2 separate regions of the Homo sapiens genome follow, and region 1 is linked to region 2. A link is an interaction called in ENCODE POLR2A ChIA-PET data of the cell type or tissue named here. Cell type or tissue: B cell. All regions are shown on one strand. Each heading gives the region's core, and the rest is flanking DNA. Links, peaks and the distances in the headings are about the cores only. Region 1 overlaps SEPTIN6 (septin 6). Region 2 holds the start of SOWAHD (sosondowah ankyrin repeat domain family member D).

The links. Peaks named below come from ENCODE experiments on the same cell type or tissue, not always from the same donor. Only the 100,000 strongest peaks of a DNase experiment are listed, where the experiment ranks them.
Region 1: POLR2A ChIA-PET joins it to region 2 with 8 read pairs; 5 of 35 experiments call an interaction of 5 or more read pairs at or near these places.

Annotation. Positions count from the first base shown.
Region 1 is chrX:119,624,471-119,629,837 of GRCh38, forward strand. SEPTIN6 (septin 6) reads right to left here. Exons shown (of 11, transcript NM_145799.4): 9 at 4,848-5,038; 10 at 865-909. The coding sequence ends at 906. Among named protein-coding and RNA genes, the nearest start is that of MIR766, 20 kb to the right of the region's middle. In B cell, for the core only: no CTCF peak of the experiment used is centred there; no DNase peak of the experiment used is centred there.
Region 2 is chrX:119,757,767-119,763,133 of GRCh38, forward strand. It overlaps SOWAHD (sosondowah ankyrin repeat domain family member D), which reads left to right and starts at 822. Exons shown (of 1, transcript NM_001105576.3): 1 at 822-2,436. The coding sequence starts at 902. The coding sequence ends at 1,849. RefSeq lists silencers at 572-721, 832-1,131 and enhancers at 2,683-2,752, 2,763-2,832. In B cell, for the core only: no CTCF peak of the experiment used is centred there; DNase peaks (open chromatin) are centred at 725, 1,405 and 2,475; H3K4me3 peaks cover 2,664 bases; H3K27ac peaks cover 3,671 bases.

The DNA.
Region 1 (5,367 bases), core at 144-5,143, 130 kb before region 2:
AGCCTTATTATGGTTTTGAGGGGTACAGTCAAAGGAAATTTGAGGACTTGAACCCCTCAGATATGAAACTGCCACCAGCGGGAAACAGAGAAGTGAGTTTCCATTGACTCTGGACATTCTCAAACCTGATGCAGGGGGATGGGAGAGGGTTGATGCTGACTGTGACATTGCAGGACGGAGCTTGTGAAACCCAGTTTCTCTCATCACCACGGTTTCATTAATTTTGAAAATAATGGTTATAGCTCCTTTTGTTTTTGAGATGGAGTTTCGCTCTTGTTGCCCAGGCTAGAGTACAATGGTGCAATCTCGGCTCACTGCAACCTCCGCCTCCCAGGTTCAAGCGATTCTCCTGTGTCAGCCTCCAGAGTAGCTGGGATTACAGGCCTGTGCCACCATGTCCGGCTAATTTTTTGTATTTTTAGTAGAGATGGAGCTTCACCGTGTTAGCCAGGATGGTCTCAATCTTCTGACCTCAGGTGATCTGCCCTCCTCGGCCTACCAAAGTGCTGGGATTACAGGTCTGTGAGCCACTGCGTCCGGCCCGATTATGGCTCTTTAAGAAAAAAACTTCCCACACTGAAACCTCAAATACTGATCACAGGATCCACCTGTGTTACCCAGCTGTTCTAGCAGCAAAAGTCTGAAAACGACCCCTCACTTTAATCAGGCAGGCAGGCAGGCATTCCACATGTACACCTGAAACCACACCAGACTATTTCTGCATATTATAAGTCACGAGAGAAAACCAGCTAGACCAATGAAGCAGCTTCTTCTACGATTAGATGCTTGTGTTGGGGGTGCGGGATTGGGGGAGATATGTTCTAGAAGCCACTGCCAGTTCTATTTAGAGTTAATCAAGCTTACCAGGACCCTGGGTCTCATGCAGCATGCAGCAAACAGCAGAGTTAACTGTAAAACAGTAAGAGCTGATGAAGATGGAGTGAGCATGAGGGGAAATCAAATATTATGACTTGACACAAACAATGAAGGGTTAGAGGTCAAAGGTGATTAGGAGTAGCAGGAAGGGGAAGTGGGAAGGGTGGACTGGTAGGAACCCCTGAAACACTGATACTCTTTTTTTTTTTTTTTTGAGTCAGGGTCTCTCTCTGTTGCCCAGACTGGAGTGCAGTGGCGCAATCATGGCTCACTGCAGCCTCAACCTCCCGGGTTCAAGCAGTTCTCCCACCTCAGTCTCCTGAGTAGCTGGGATTATAGGCAAGTGCCACCAGGCCCAGCTAATGTTTATTTATTTATTTTTTTTGTAGAGACAAAGGTCTCACTATGTTGCCCAGGCTGATCTCAAACTCCTGGACTCAAGCAATCCTTCGCCTTGGCCTCCCAAAGTATTGGGATTACAAGCATGAGCCACCACGGCTGGCCAGTACTTTCTTAATCTCTTTAGGGGCAGCTAAAGGAAATTCTGAATATGTGACTCTTAGATCCAACCACCATCTCTCAAGAAGAAATACTACTACCACCATTTCTGCCCTCAAAACTCACTACCGTGACTATGGGAGGAGGGTAGCACAGGTCTAACGGTGGCTCTTCCAGAAGTTAACAAATTGCTCATGAAATTACATAAGAAGCCAAGATTCAGGGCCACTTCTGCATCTGGAAGTACAGAAGAAGACAGGTCATTCTGTTAGGCCCTTATTGCTAATATAAGGTGCCACATGCCAGCAGGGTTTTCACCCATTTCAGAATTGGAAAGGGGCACTGTCACCAACCCCAAATATTCCTGAAGAGTAGAGAGGGGTATCTCCCTGTTGGGGTCTCCTGCCTGGGGTGGGAGAAGTCAGTCAGTATGAGGCAACAAGGGGAAAGCTTGATGTAAGAAGAACTTTTACTGAACATCTGAATAGGGAATATTTATAGTTTCATTGTAGCCTGAACAAACCAATTCCTAACTCCCACAAGCAGGCTATGAAACTGCCCCAGGTACTGAGTTAACAAATACCACAGGACTATGAAGGCAGCAGGTTACAGCTGGATGACAAATTTAGATTTTTCTGATCTTAAAAATAGGAATTCATTCCTGCTGGTGCAACTAATACACCATGACAGATAAGTTAATACAGTACAGGGTGTGTCCAAAGAGACTTTTTTCTGGCTAGTTGAACTTTATCCATCAGGTAATACCAAAAAATTTCATTCATCAGTGAATTTGACATATAGTATTAAGATTCAGTAAGAAAAATTTCTGGACTAATTGGTGAAGATGTTCTTTTTTTTTTTTTAGACAAAGTCTCACTCTGTCACCCAGGCTGAAGTGCAGTGGCATGATCTTGGTTCTGCAACCTCCACCTCCCAGGCTCAAGTGATTCTCCTGCCTTAGCCTCCTGAGTAGCTGGGACTACAGGTGTGGGCCACCATGCCCAGCTAATTTTTGTATTTTTAGTAGAGACGGGGTTTCGCCATGTTGCCCAGGCTGGTCTCAAACTCCTGACCTCAGGTGATCTGCCTGCGTCAGTTTCCCAAAGTGCTGGGATTACAGGCGTGAGCCACCGTACCCGGCCAAGATGTTTAAATTACACATTTGCATAAAGAGTAATTGGATTGCAAAGCTGAATGCCTTCAAATATAACATATTTTACTGTTATGCAAAAGTTACCATGTTATTCCTAAGTGATAAGCCAGAGGAAAGGAAGGTGTTTCTTCCTTCTGGCAAAAATATCCCATAGTTAAGTCCAGGAACAAATGGCTGAAAACAGAAGGCAATGACCATGGACACCTTTTGGATCCTCAGTACCCTTCAGTAAAGACACAGCTAAACAGTCCACCTGGGAACTCCTCAAGCCACACTGCACAAACAACTGCAGGGCACAAGGGCACCACAGGAGTTTTTCTAGATCCCGTTGAAATATTTTTCTCCAGTTCTGGGATGAGGAATGGGTAACTTCAGCAAGCAGAGACTGGGGTTGGGTGAGGATTATTGACCCACATGGTATCCAGGAGCCACTGTTCTAATACCAGGGGAGATCAGAAGGTCTTACAGTCATTCCACAGATTGAGGATGGGGCACATGCAGCATACACTGGCATCTGAGGGCTCCCCCATAAGTTCTCAGCACCCCAGGCTAGGCAGAACTAAGCCAGCAGGGAGGGATCACAAAGGGGTGGGAAATCAGGGCTGAGCTGCAGCCTTCACTGGCAGCAGTTAAATTCTGTTGGCTGCAGAGAGTAATAACTGAGGCAGGGTGAGGGTGGGACTACGGCCATGGAGAGGTGAGCAACCTCAGATATAGGGCAAGGGTGGGGAGAGGGTGCACCGAGTTTCTGCTAAAGGCTCTCTCTTTCTTCCACTATCCTGTATCTGCACTTCTTTTTTTTTTTTTTTTTTTTTTTTTTGAGACAGAGTCTCAATCTGTCGCCCAGGCTGGAGTGCAATGGTGCTATCTTAGCTCACTGCAACCTCTGCCTCCTCAGTTCAGGCAATTCTCCTGCTCAGCCTCCCAAGTAGCTGGGATTACAGGCGCACGCCACCACGCCTGGCTAATTTTTTGTATTGTTAGTGGAGACAAGGTTTCATCATGTAGGCCAGGCTGGTCTCGAACTCCTGAACTCAAGTGATCCACCCGCCTTGGCCTCCCAAAGTGCTGGGATTACACCACGCCCGGCCCGTAGCTGCAGTTCTTTTTGTTCCTCTCTTTCTTTTCTATTTTTTTTTTTTTCAGATGGAGTCTCACTCCGTTGCCCAGGCTGGAGTGCAGTGGTGTGATCTCAGCTTACTGTAACCTACACCTCCCGGGTTCAAGTGATTCTCCTGCCTCAGCCTCCTGAGTAGTTGGGACTACAGGCAGCTAATTTCTGTATTTTTTTTTTTTTTTTAGATGGAGTCTCGCTCTGTCGCCCAAGCTGGAGGGCAGTGGTGCGATCTCAACTCACTGCAACCTCTGCCTCCTGGGTTCAAGCAATTCTCCTGCCTCAGCCTCCTGAGTAGCTGGGATTATAAGCGCGCGCCACCGCGCCTGGCTAATTTTTGTATTTTTAGTAGAGACAGGGTTTCACCATGTTGTTCAGGCTGGTCTTGAACTCTTTTTTTTTTTTTTTTTTTGAGACGGAGTCTCGCTCTGTCGCCCAGGCTGGAGTGCAGTGGCACGATCTCTGCTCACTGCAAGCTCCGCCTCCCAGGTTCACCCCATTCTCCTGCCTCAGCCTCCCGAGTAGCTGGGACTACAGGCACCCACCACCACACCCAGCTAATTTTTTTGTATTTTTAGTAGAGATGGGGTTTCACTGTGTTAACCAGGATGGTCTCGATCTCCTGACCTTGTGATCTGCCTGCCTCGGCCTCCCAAAGTGCTGGGATTACAGGTGTGAGCCACCGTGCCCAGCCTATTTTTTTTTTCTTTTTTTTTTAAGCAGAGACGGGGTTTCGCCATATAGGCCAGGCTGGTCTTGGACTCCTGACCTCAAGTGTTCCTCCTGCCTTGGCTTCCCAAAGTGCTGGGATTATAGGTGTGAGCCACCGTGCCCGGCCTTGTTCCTCTCTTATATTGCTGCACCTCTAATTTTTTTCTTCCCTTCTGCTCTCTCACTCTCCTTTGCTTTTCCTCTTTTCCCTTCCTTTCCTATGGACCTTGAGTTTGCAGGGCTTTCCTGAGCAAGCTGGACAGATGGGCTGGGCCTCTGGGACCACACCCCTCTGCTACTCTCAACTCCCCAAGCTCAGGGAATCCAAAGGTGCCACAGGGATGCTGGGACCAGTTATAGGTACCTCAACCAGTCTGACAGCCCACAGCTCACCTCTGGTCACCAGTCCTCAGCCCCTTCAGGTGCCACGTCCTGCCCTGGGAGGATGAGCAGGAGGAAAGAGAAGGCACCACCCCAGAGCAGCCTGCTACTTACTTTTTCTTCTCTTTGTCTCTCTTCAGAGTCTGTGAGCCTCCAGCCTGGGAGCCCTGGGACTGGAGCAGCTCAGCCGCCGTCTTTCTTTGCTTGAAAGCATTCACTTCATCATCCAGGGATTTCTTCTTATCCTCCAGTTTCTTCTTCTCGTCCTGGTGCAGTTTCTTCAGACGGTCAAACTTCTCGTGCAGCTGGCAGGGAAGCACAGGGAGATTGGAGAGAATCCCCTGTGAGCAGTCCCCAGCCTGGCCAAGCCCAGGTGGGTGGGGACCAGTAGGGCTGTGACCCTGCAGGACCCTGGAACCTCAGGGGGCATTTCTGTCAGGGATTGCTATGATGGCACCAAAGGCACCATGCTCTGGATCGTTCTCTCTTCCTGCCATTTTATCTCCAAGTCTCTGCTCCTGAATATGGTAAAGGAATACTGCATTGTGTTTAGTCAGACATTTTGTTAAAAAGAGTCCCCATAGTTACCACACATGGTCAATAATAACATCAATTATAATAATATAACATTTAC
Region 2 (5,367 bases), core at 256-5,255:
GCTCCTGCGGCGCCGGCTCAGATTCACCTGTAGCTGCTTCTCCAAGCCAACCTGGGAAAATTGACGGGAGGGAAGAGGGTGGAGAGCAGGACAGAGAGGGCGGTGCAGAAGGGGAATATCCCTCCTGAGTTCCCTGGAAGAGCGTCAGCCTGGACCCTGGTCTTGGGCTTCTCTGCTGGAATCCTGGGCAGCCCCGGGTGCTGCGGCGAGGGTCAAGGCCACACAAAGGGCAAGGCAGGCAGACGAGCCAGTCACATGGGGCAGTCGAGCTGCCTGCGTGAATGCTAGGCGCGGGACAATGGCAACTCCGGGACAAAGTGCAGGGAGACTCCTGAAGAGATAAGAGGGAAGGGCGAAGGAAGGGGGCGGGGAGCCAGAGCCTCGGAGCTCCAGGACCGCGCTTTGGGAGACCGTGGCTGGAAGCCGAGCTCGGCCCGCTGCGGAAGGGGCGCCCTCGCGCCTCTACACTCTAGCCCCGGCTGGGATGCTGAGAACCGCGGCTTCCAGGGCCGCAGGCGAGCTCCCAGCCAGTCCCCGCGCCCGCCCTTCGGTGCTGGAGGCGGGGCTGCCGAGCTCACCTGGCCGTTTGGGGTGGGACCGCCCGCGACCCGGGGGAGCTGCAGAGGCGGCGGTACCCAGGGAAGTGGAGCTGGGCTTGCCCTGGGGACTTGGCTGGAGCTCACACCCCTCCACGCCCCCCAAGGCCTGCGCGGGGGCCCTCCCCTAGCTCCCTCCCTCCTCCTCCTCCTCCTCCTCCTCCTCTCCTTTGCTCCCTCCCTCCGAACCCAATTGCTCAAGCAGCTTCCTTCCCCAACGCCAGCGCCAGTTCCTCTCCCGTTGGGGCCCGGGAAGGGCAGCTAACGCTGGACACTGGGACGGCCGCGGCGGCAGCTTCAAGACCATGGCCCAGCTCGGAGGGGCCGCGAACCGGGCACCCACGGCCTCTCTCGCGCCGACCTCGCAGAGCCTGCGGTGCGCCCCGCAGCCCCGCCCCTCGAGAGCGGACACTGGTAGCCTGGGCAGGTACTGGGGCAAAGCCGCAGCCGCCGCCTCCCGGGAGCACCCCTTCCCAGGCACGCTGATGCACTCTGCAGCGGGCTCAGGGCGCCGGCGGGGAGCGCTGCGGGAACTGCTGGGGCTGCAGCGGGCGGCTCCTGCGGGGTGGCTGTCGGAGGAGCGCGCCGAGGAGCTGGGCGGGCCGAGTGGGCCGGGCAGCAGCAGGCTGTGCCTGGAACCGCGGGAGCACGCGTGGATTCTGGCAGCCGCCGAGGGCCGCTATGAGGTGCTGCGGGAGCTGCTGGAGGCTGAGCCGGAGCTGCTGCTGCGGGGCGACCCGATCACCGGCTACTCGGTTCTGCACTGGCTGGCCAAGCACGGGCGCCACGAGGAGCTCATTCTGGTACACGATTTCGCCCTACGCCGGGGGCTGAGGCTCGACGTGAGCGCCCCAGGCAGCGGCGGCCTCACGCCCCTCCACCTGGCGGCCCTTCAGGGCCACGACATGGTCATCAAGGTGCTGGTGGGCGCCCTGGGTGCTGACGCTACGCGCCGCGACCACAGCGGCCACCGGGCCTGCCACTACCTGCGGCCCGACGCGCCTTGGAGGTTGCGGGAGCTGTCGGGAGCCGAGGAATGGGAGATGGAGAGCGGCAGCGGGTGCACCAACCTGAACAACAACAGCAGTGGCACCACTGCGTGGAGGGCCGCGAGCGCAGTGGGCGCGACGGCTGTGGAGACAAGCAGGAGAGTGGCAGCGTCGCGGACCAAGGCGAAGGACACCGCGGGCAGCCGGGTGGCGCAAATGCATAGCCTTTTCCGCCATCTGTTCCCCTCATTCCAGGACCGTTGACAGGGACAGAGACTGGAGAGCTAGGAGGGGCTGTGACACTGTGGCGATGGCTAGGTCCTGGGTTGTCCCGGGTTCCACCGAAGGAGAGGCGCCTTGGACGCTGCTTGGGCCTGCAAGGAACAGAACACGTCGGGGTCCGACTCAGGTACTTGTCTCAGGTCTCCTGTAACCACCGGCCTGGAGGACCCGGGGACTCGGGCACCACCTCACCAAGAGAGAGTGAAGGACCAAGCTGGCCTGGCTCCGAGTTCCAAAGCTACAGGACTAAGGAGTTGGGAGCAGGGAGCGTGGTCCTGCTTGGGAGAGGGCAAGTTAAGCTTCCAGGGGCCATTTCTGGGCAGGCCGACGCGCTGGGTTTATTAGGAAACATTCGCTAGAAGAATGAGTTAAGATTGTAAACCACCAATGCAGAGAAAACGCCTAACTCTGCCGGCCTCGCTCGGCCATTAATGGGTCTTGGGGTGCGGGTAGAGTCAGCCTCTGACAACCTCCTCCTGAGACGACCCAGCCTTACTGGTACTTTTTCTCATGTATCACAGGTTACTTCTTATGTATATTAAAGTGGAATATGTGTTCTTTTCACATGACAAGGCTGTCCTTTCAGTGTTTTCCCCCACCTCCCTTACTAACCACAAAGGAAGAAACTGCATATGTTTGCAGGGTAGAGGTCACCCAACCATGGCCGTGATGTTGTGCCCCCCGGGGCAGGCTCTGGGCCTCCTTCTCAGAACAAATGGCCAGAGCTGTGCACAGAAGAAGCTACTTCCACTTGGATCTGAGGAGAAACATACAGTTCACCTCTGTCCTGAGCTCTTTGATGGTCTGGCCTCAGGCACCAGCCTCATCCTAGAAGAGTTGTCATATAGGGGCCTTGGGTTGGGGGTAAAAGGCAAAAGTTTCCAAATTTACATTTCTGATATTTCCACGGTCAGTCATGTAATTTACCTTGATTTGTGGCCTCTAATGAGACACACCCACGGGCACTTTTTTTTTTCCAAGATGGGGCTTTCCTCAGTAGCATTTATTTATTTATTTTTGAAATGGAGTCTCACTCTGTCACCCAGACTGGAGTGCAGTGGCGCAATCTTGACTCATCGCAACCTCTGCCTCCCGGGTTCAAGCAATTCTCCTGCCTCAGCCTCCCAAATAGCTACAGGCACCCGCCACCACGCCCGGCTGATTTTTTTTTTTTTTTTTTTTTTTTGGTATTTTTAGTAGAGACGGGGTTTCACTATGTTGGCTGGGCTGGTCTCGAACTCCTGACCTAGTGATCCGCCTGCCTCAGCCTCCCAAAGTGCTGGGATTACAGGCATGAGCCACCACGCCCAGCCAGCAGCATTTATTTATTATTACTGTTTTTTGAGACAGAGTCTCACTCTGTCGCCCAGGCTGGAGTGCAATGGCGTGATCTAGGCTCACTGCAACCTCTGCCTCCTGGGTTCAAGCGATTCTCCTACCTCAGCCTCCCAAGTAGCTGGGATTACAGACGTGCACCACCACGCCTGGCTAATTTTTGTATTTGTAGTAATGATGGGGTTTCGCCATGTTGGTCAGGCTGGTCTCGAACTCCTAACCTCAAGTGTTCCCCTGCCTCAGCCTCCCAAAGTGCTGGGATTACAGACACGAGCCACCACACCTGCTCAGCAGCATTTAAAAAATTAAGTTTAAGGCTGGGTGTGGTGGCTCACAGCTGTAATCCCAGCACTTTGGGAGGTTGAGGCAGGAGGATCCCTTGGGCCCAGGAGTTCTAGACCAGCCTGGGCAATATAGGGAGACCCTGTCTCTACAAAAATATACAAAAATTAGCCAGTTGTAGTGGTGCAGGCCTGTAGTCCCAGCTACTAGAGAAGCTGAGGTGGGAGGATTGCTTGAGCCTGGGAGGTGGAGGCTGCAGTGAGTAAAGCATTCCACTGCACTCCAGCCTGGGTGACAGAGTGGGACCCTATCTCAATAAATATATATATTTCACTTACGTAAAATTCTTTTTAAAAAGTTAAGTTTAATGCATAAATTGTAGCTTGCAAAATTGCTCCCATTCAGAAATGGCATGAATTAAATAGACTACAGGAGGGTTGACTGAGCCTGAAAGGCCAGGAAAGCAGTTGCTGGCTACAGACCCATGCTGCCTTGGAGAACAGTGCATTTTAAAAATAGCACTGTATCCCTGAAGGCTTGGGTAGCCCTTGCAATGGACTGTCGCGTTCCCCAGCCCTCTCATCCCAGTCCGTGAACACCAGCCAGAAACAGTCACCACTAACAAACAGCCCAGAAACGCCACCCTGAGCCCATCCATCCAGGTTTCCATCTCTGCCTGGTGGGCCTGTTTGCTTCTGTGCTCAAAACTTTCCTACTTTCCTTTATTTTTTATTTTTGAGATGGCGTCTCACTCTTACCCAGTCTGGAGTACCGTGGCAACGATCATAGCTCATTGCAGCCTCAAACACCTGGGCTCTGGTGAACCTCCTGCCTCAGCCTCCCAAGTAGCTGGGACTACAGGCACATGTTGCCATGCTCAGCTATTTTTTTTGTGTGTGTGTCTGTACAGACAGGGTCTCGCTATGTTGCTTAAGCTGGTCTCGAACTCCTGGGTTCAAGTCATCCTCCCACCTCAGCCTCCCAAAGTGCTGGAATTACAGATATAAGACTCTGTGCCTGGCCCACACTGCCTTCCTTTAGTAACCCATGAGGGTCTTCTCAATCATGAAATGATCCAAACCCCCTTGCTGTTTTCAGCCTGTCCCATGTCTCCAGGAGCTACACCTTAAACACACTTACACAGTGTAATAGAGCATTTCCTTTGTCTTTTCTTTCTTTCTTTCTTTCTTTCTTTTTTTTTAGATGGAGTCTTGCTCTGTTGCCCAGGCTGGAGTGCAATGGTGTGATCTCAGCTCACTGCAACCTCCGCTTCCAGGGTTCAAGTGATTCTCCCTGCCTCAGCCTCCTGAGTAGCTGGGATTACAGGCACCCACCACCACGCCCAGCTAATTTTTGTATTTTTGGTAGAGATGGGGTTTCACCATGTTGGCCAGGCTGGTCTCGAACTCCTGACCTCAGGTGATCCGCCCACCTTGGCCTCCTAAAGTGCTGGGATTACAGGCATGAGCCACCGTGCCTGGCCTTCCTTTGTCTTTTCTAAATGAACTTCTTTTCTTTAGTAATTGAAGGAGGGAGGGCTAACAGTTCCTAGATTCTGGCAGTTGGCATTGGCATCTGGCATTAACTCTCTCCACCCCGTGCCCATTTTATAGATGCGAACAGGCCAACTGATGCAGGACTGTGGTTTCTGTTCCACAACCTCCCCCTTGATAGCTGCCAAGGTGGGTTGGGCTTGGTGAAGGCTGTCAGGGCAGGGCCTTCTTGCCACTTGGCTGAGTCTGCAGGCTCCTGGCTTGCAGGGAAGATTGGTGTGTGCTGAGCATTCAAAGGACACTTATAACAGTAGTCCCCTCTTTATAGGAAAAGTTTGAACCTAAGCATCTTAACTGTTAGCAGATCTGGGGGCCTGAGACAAGCGTTCA